Regions from separate parts of the Homo sapiens genome. Here region 1 is linked to region 2. The links are chromatin contacts, found by Hi-C in ENCODE. All regions are on one chromosome and are shown on one strand. Each heading gives the region's core, a stretch centred on a gene start or an enhancer-like site at or near the end of the contact. The rest is flanking DNA. Distances are from core to core; before and after follow the strand shown.

Region 1 (3,441 bases), core at 365-2,864, 400 kb before region 2:
GCTTCACTCGGCGGTTCTGAAACCAGATTTTCACCTGCTTCTCCGACAGGTTCAGGTAAGTGGCGATTTCAATCCTCCGGAGTCGAGACAGGTACATGTTGGAAGAGAATTCTCTCTCCAGCTCCAGGAGTTGCGTGCTAGTGAACGCCGTCCTCATCCTCTTGCCATTGGGTACCTGGCTGGCGTCAGAGCCTCCTGCGGACCGGCGAAGAGAGGGTAGAGAGGTAAGGCTCGGGCAAGGTGCTCCCACCCCATGTGCTAACCAGGACGCATTTCAGGGACCCACCCGGGGAAGCCCAGCCGAACATCTGTATCCCTTTCCCATTTCAAGGCACGTGGTTGCTTAGCGGGGAAGAAAAGAGACGTGCAAAGCAAATAAAGGTCTTCGATGCGCAGGATGCGAAGTCACAGGATTAAAGAGGGATGGGGGCTTGCACTATCTGATCGCCTCCCTTTGAGCCAAGCGGAGAAGCGCGCAGGCTTAGCCAAAAACGTCAAGACGCTTTAGCCGCCCCGACGCGGGGATGCCACACAGGTTCAAACACACCCACCCCAAATCCCAAGCAGTTAACCTCTGGTTTATCCGCCGTGACGTTCGAGGTCCCTAAGGCCCCAGTATTAATAAGGCAATACTCGAGCACCTACTACTAGGAGTAAAACGCACCAGGCTGAGTGGAGAAGCTGGCAAACTAACTTCCACTTTCGTGGAACTTCTGTGGCTGACTCTACGGTTACACTAAAAGCCCGTCCTCTCTCTTCACCCTGTCCCCGGGCTCCCACTTCCTCCACTGGAGGTGGAAAGTTTGCTCCAGGAGCGCGAAAGGCGCGGAGCGCAGGTGCCCCAAGACCCCGCCCTACCCATGGTGAGGCAGTGGAATCTCCGCGGGTCCGCCACGTTGTAGGTGGTGGCGGTGCAGACAGGTGCGTGGTGCTGCGGGTGCCCCAAGGCCGCCGCGGCCGCCGCCGCCGCTGCTGCTGCTGCCGCCGCCGCGGCCGAGCCAGGCTGCTGGGGCTGATGATGGTGATGGTGGTGCTGCGGCGGGTGGTGGTGATGATGCGCATGGTTCACCCGCGGGCAAAACTGCGCGTCCCCAGGAGCCGAAGAGAACTGGCCCTTAAGCAGAGGCAGTGCCCCTGCGGCCCCTGCCACCCCACTGCCTCCGGCCCCGGTAACCCCGGCCCCTGCGCCCCCGCTGCCGGCGCCCACAGACCCCCGAGAGGAGTGCAGGTGCGAAGTGACGCAGAGAGGGCACACGCAGAACGCGCCGCTCTTGCGGGACGGGCAGCCGGGGCCGGACACGGACATCACCAATGGGGGCGGCATGCCAAGCGGGATGAAGAAATCCGGCCCGGGGTGCGGTTCAGGCAGCGAGGGCGCAGGCCGTGAGGTGTCCTTGATGATGAGCGAGTCGACATAGAAGGAGCGCGACATGTCGAGAGGGGTGGGTGGCTGGAAGCCCCGGCAGTTCGCGGCGACCCCTCTCCTCTAGTGTTCTAAGCTCTGCCCTGGGAGCCGCGCAGACACGGGCAGTCAAGCCCTTGGGGACGCAGAGGTGTTGGCGTCTGGGCTGGGAACAAAGGGGTCCCCGGAGAGGGCTGGTCCTCACGTCCCCCGCCCGGCGCCCCGGCTCGGGTATTTTATAGCCCCCCACCCTGGCACGTGATGCTGCGGAGTACCGCTCGGCTCAGGCTCCTCGGCAGCTCCGCACCCTCGGGATAGGCTGCCCGAGTCACAACAGAAGCCGCGAGGAGGGGCGGGCGCGCGGCGGGGAAGAACTCGGGGGAGGGGGATGGGGGAGACTTTGCAAAGTGTAGGTTTTGTTAATTTCCCGGGGAGGCCGGCCTCCTCCCCCTCTTTCTCCACGCTTTACTGAGAAATCACAGCGCTGCATCCTCCATCCCACCCCCTCTCGCTACCCTGGCCGCAGCCCAACTCTTCCCCACGCCCCACCGCAAAGCGTACCAGGTGGGGACTTGGAGGCTTATTTAATAGGAATGCTCAGTGTTTCCAGCTCCTCTGTGGTAGGGGTGGCTGCGGCGCGGTGAAGTGTGAGGCCTGCGGTTTGGAGCAGGATTGTGCGGGCGACGGACTGGCAGTCGTCCAGTCCCTGAGCGCAGCTCTGGCCACGGTTACACCTACCCCTGTCCACAGCTTTTGGACTTGGCAGAGGTCATTCAGGTGGTTAGTTCAGGACTGTCCGGCGCAGAACTGTGAGGCCTCCCAGCTAAGAAACCGTCAAGCTTTTCATGCTGATGTTCGACAAGGTCTGAAGTGTCTTTGTACTTGGGGCCCTCCTGGGGCCACTCAGACCAACGACCCTTCCTTGTTTCCCTTTCTGATCGGCACCTCCCACTTCCGCAGAGAGAGAGAGATGTTGAAGAGTCACCCTTTTCTTTCTCCAAGTAGTAACACCATGGCATTCCAGGGCAATCCTACAAACTCCATCCTGAAGATTTTGGAGGGAGGACCTCAAACACCAAGCCCTCCTAAAGACGCAGCAGGGATTAGATAGACCTTCGCTCTGGGTCTGAGGATTTCCTGTCCCTCATTTTTACCAATCATGGGCAGCTTAGCAAGGCTAACCAGGAAGCACTCTTTCCTCTGCATCTTAAGAACCTAAAAAGGATGAAGAGGATTCAGCCATCCAGGGAATCTTGCCTCTGATTGGCAGAAGTGGCTTTGTAAGGGAACTCTCTCTGGTCCATGGAAGTCTTGCACACCCCTTACTGCCCGAGAGAGGGTGGCTGCCAAACTATTGGGACTATTTATCTTCGGAGAAGGCAAGGCAGCAGAGGTGGCCATTTTCTCTCTTCATTTCCCCCTGCAGAAAAGCGGGCTGGGGCCATGTGGTTGGGCAATAGTTAGAAGTCTGATCCTTTTTCCAGAGCAGCTAACTTCAATCCTGAGTTCATGATGGTGCTAAGAAACTTAGAGACAGGACTCCCTCCACCTGAGAGAACAAGGTGCCCAAATCCAGGAGAGCACTAGCTAGAGGCACGGCTCTATCTTTCCATCCTCTGTCTTCCCCTCTCCATCTCTGTGACAGTCTCTCTTGCCTGCTAGAGAAGTGTAATTGGGTTGTAGGGATGCCCGGCTCTGGGGAGCCCAGGATTTATGGATGGCAATTAAAGTTTTATGAATTGCAGCTGAGGCTGGTTATTGAGCTATTTGAATGTGATTAGAATTCAATTAGAAAGCGGTTAGTGGACGGTGGGTCTCTGGAGTGTAAACAGACAGCTATTCCAGAAATGTGCTAATCCAACATCTTGTGACAACAATTAAGGAGTCTCAGGGCTTAACATGGGGCAGCTCAGCTGTAACTACTTTTGTACCACAAGGTCTGCAGACGCTCAGGCTCACCCCAGCCCGCCCTTGTTCATGACTGGAGGATCTAGGCAATCCCCGAAATCATTTCAGCCCCAAGAAGAAGGCTTGGAGCC
Region 2 (3,669 bases), core at 1,078-3,577:
CTTTCTGAAGTATCCTCTTGTTCCACGGATCCTCAAAGCTCTCCATATTGCTTCCGTTCCTTCCCATCTTCCCTCCTGTAAGTTGGTAGGACTTCTAGTTCCATTCAACCCTGCAATCCCATTACTGGGCTTGCTCAAAGGAAAATATGCCCAAAGAAAACAAAATTATTCTTCCAAAAAGACACATGCACTTGTATGTTCACCGCTGTGCTATTCACAATAACAAAGACTTGGAACCAACCCACGTGCCCAACAGTGGTAAGACTGCATAAAGAAAATGTGGTATATACACACATTTGGAATACTATGCAGCCATAAAAAAGAATGAAATCATGTCCTTTGCAGCAACATGTATGCAGCTGGATGCCATAATCTTAAGCAAATTAATGTAGAAACAGAAAACCAAATTTATAAGTGGGAGCTAAACACTGAGCACACATGGACATAAATATGGGAACAATGGATACTGTGGACTACTAGACAGTGGGGGATGGGGGGCAGCAATTAACTATTTATCGGGTACTATGCTCACTACATAAGTGACAGGATCCATACTCCAAACCTCAGCCTCATGCAATATTCCCACATAACGAACCTGCACATATACCTCTGGTATCTCAAATAAAAGTTGAAATTAAAAAAAAATTAAATTAAAGAAGAACTTCTAGTTCCAGGATGGCCATCTGGTTTGAGGATCTTCAGCCCAGAGAAACACAAAGCCCTCTCACAACCGAAGTACAACTGTTGATACAGTAGGAGCTAGATATTCACATAGTATACATCATACGTTTTTGTTTTTTTGGTCTGGTATAGACTCAAATAGCAACTTGCCCAGAAAACATAGTCCTTAAATACTGATTGGATAATTAATTGATCAGTGATATGTTTAATGACATTGACCATGGATACAATAGCATGGCCTTTGAATAGAAGAAAGACCATGGAAAGGAGGAGTTGTGAGTCCTGCCCTCTTTTTCCCCGGACATGCAATGCAGTGGTTGAGACACTGAATACAAGTCTGACTGTTCCACCTCTGTCACATCTTGTACAAGTTCTATAATTTTTCCAAACTGCAGTTTGTCCTTCTGTCAGCTGGAGATAATTATTGTACCAATCTCATAAGACTGTTCAATATGAAATAAAATAAAACACATAAAATGCTTAGCCTTGTATCAGGCACATAGTAAGTATTTGACATAAATATGTTTTTATTGCTGGTGTTGTTTTTGGTTTTATTTTATGAGTTAAGATCCTGGAGAAGTGCAGGAGGTCAAAGGGAAAAGATGATAATAGCTTCCAGGGACCCATGTTGAGTGGCAAGGCCCAGAGTGACCCCGTGCTGTGGCACGGATCTGTGATTCTCCAGATGTTCACGAAGGAATGGTTTTCTGCAGAATGAAGGAGCTGAAGTGCAAATGGGGTCAGGGAATTTTATAGGAGCTTGGAGGAAGAGTCAAGAGTAGAGTGTTCAGTCGTTACATCAAGTGAAAATAGAGACGCTGACGAAGAACTCGTGCCCTTACCTGGAGAGCTTGCCCTTAGGAAAGAGAGAGAAAGAGACAGAGAGAGAGAGAGACGCAGACACACACAGAAAGAGACACAGACACAGAGAGAAAGCACAGTCCCTCTTGTGCTGGCTGCTGACCAAACCCCACTGTGCCTCAGCCCAGCTTCCTGCCTCCCTGGGGAGGGGAAACGTGTCCCTTGGCCAGTAGCCATCAAAGGTCTTACAGGGATGCTTTGTGTCTGACCTGCCAGGGAAGGCAAACGAGCCCCACTTTTTGTTCCCCAGGGAACTGGCCTCTTAGGGACACTGGCGAGAGTTGTCTGCACATGTGGTCAATGGAGGGAAGCAGCTAGCACACAAGGGGACCAAAAGGGATGGCGGCGAAACTGCACAGTGGTAGGGGGAAGCCCGCGGGCTATTTTAGGCCAGGCTCAGAACTGGAGTCAATGGAGGTTTTGTTTATGTAACATCTGCAGAGGGCCCTTCAAAGCAAATAACCCTGGGTCTCCAGGCCAGGGCTGCAGCGAGCAGGGGTGGGGCCGCGAGCTTCCTGTTGTTCTTGGCACGGCTGCCCAGCTGTCTGCGTGGCTCCTCTCAGAGCCATTTGCCGCCTCACTGCTTGCTCCCTACGATCATCTTCACAGCTCTTTTCCTAGGGGCGGGTAAACAAAGTACAAGAAGCAGTGCAGGCAGAGCCGTTCCTCGGAGAGGTGACTCGAGCACTGTGCCCCAGAAAGTTGCCCTCCTGACCCCAGGGCTCCCCGGCCGCCCTGCAGCCTCAGGAGACCCCAGGGCGTCCTTTCTGCACATCCCCTTAGCTGAGCGGCTTTGCTGTCAGTTTCAGTATGGTAGGGAAAGGGGCCTGGCTCTCAGGTCTGCCCCATACAGGTCTGAACCCAGAGCTGCATTTGGCAGTTGCTTACTCTTGTGCTAAGTGCTCAATCCCCATTATTTATTACAGGCAGAAACATACATATATACGAGATAAATAATGTATGTTAATTTCCTTTCTACCAGGCCTGTTTGAAGGCATGAACACTATATTGTTATCTTTTTGAAACACAGATTCCATTGGGAAAGATGGGGATAAGACGGCCTTTTTCAAGTTTAGGAAAATTTATATGCACAAGAATGTAGAAATCTGAAACTGACAGTTTGATAAACTTGTTCACCTATGTATCCACCCACGTAACTACTACCCTGATCAAGATACAGAATATATCCATCGCCCTTATGTGAAAAGCTCCTTTGTGTCTCTTTCTGGTTAATAACCTGCTTACCCCTACTTATATTAGTCTGCCAGGGTGCCAGAACAAAATACCAAAGGCTAAGCGATTTCAATAACAAAAATCGGTTTCTCACAGTTTTGGAAGCTGGATGTCCAAGATCAGGGGACTAGAATGGCTGGTAAGGGCCCTCTTCCTGGCTTGCAGATGGCTGCTTTCTCAGTGTATGCTCACATGGCCACTACTTTGTGCACCTGGAGCAAGCGCTCTGGTGTCTATTCTTAAAAGGACATAAATTCTATCAGATCAGGGCCCTAACCTTATGACCTCATTTAACCTTAATTACTTCCAGAAAGGACTCATCTCCAAATATATTCACATTGGGGCTCAAGGCCTCAGCATACGAATATGGAGGGGACATGATTCGGTCCATAGCACTACCACGGTGCCTTCCTCCCCCAGTGATATGGTTTGGCTGTGTCCCCATCCAAATCTCAACTTGAATTGTATCTCCCAGAATTCCCATGTGTCACGGGAGGGACCCAGGGGGAGGTAATTGAATCATGGGGGCTGGTCTTTCCCATGCTAGTCTCGTAATAGTGAGTAAGTCACATGAGATCTGATGGGTTTTTCAGGGGTTTCCGCCTTTGCTTCTTCCTCATTTTTCTCTTGCCACTGCCATGTGAGAAGTGCCTTTTGCCTCCCGCCATGTTTCTGAGGCCTCCCCAGCCATGTGGAACTGTAAGTCCAATTAAACCTCTTTTCCTTCCCAGTGTCAGGTATGTCTTTATCAGCAGCGTGAAAACAGACTAATACAGTCAGTTGGTATCAGTACAGTGGGGCGTTGCTGAAAAGATAGCTGAAAATGTGGAAGCGACTTTGGAACTGGGTAACAGGCAGAGTTTGGAACAGTTTGGAGGCCTCAGAAGAAGACAG

What was found. Hi-C counts contacts between places; a loop is a spot of excess contacts on that map. Pooled maps may share reads with other maps.
Region 1: a map with no recorded cell type shows a loop between it and region 2 (3-fold over the local background). The contact joins the promoter of GSX2 here to the enhancer-like site in region 2. A Hi-C loop is called at or near these places in 12 of 37 single-sample maps with no recorded cell type and 3 of 50 pooled maps.

The regions. Positions count from the first base shown.
Region 1 is chr4:54,098,336-54,101,776 of GRCh38, reverse strand. GSX2 (GS homeobox 2) reads right to left here and starts at 1,614. Exons shown (of 2, transcript NM_133267.3): 1 at 859-1,614; 2 at 1-195. The coding sequence starts at 1,432. RefSeq lists enhancers at 1-187, 188-979, 980-1,770.
Region 2 is chr4:53,701,174-53,704,842 of GRCh38, reverse strand. The region is part of intron 1 of LOC100506444 (a long non-coding RNA gene); the gene reads right to left. Among named protein-coding and RNA genes, the nearest start is that of LNX1-AS2, 110 kb to the right of the region's middle. RefSeq lists an enhancer at 2,173-2,292. Within about 2 kb of position 2,327, at least 31 of the 41 ENCODE cell types and tissues checked have a DNase peak (open chromatin) inside an H3K27ac peak, as active enhancers do.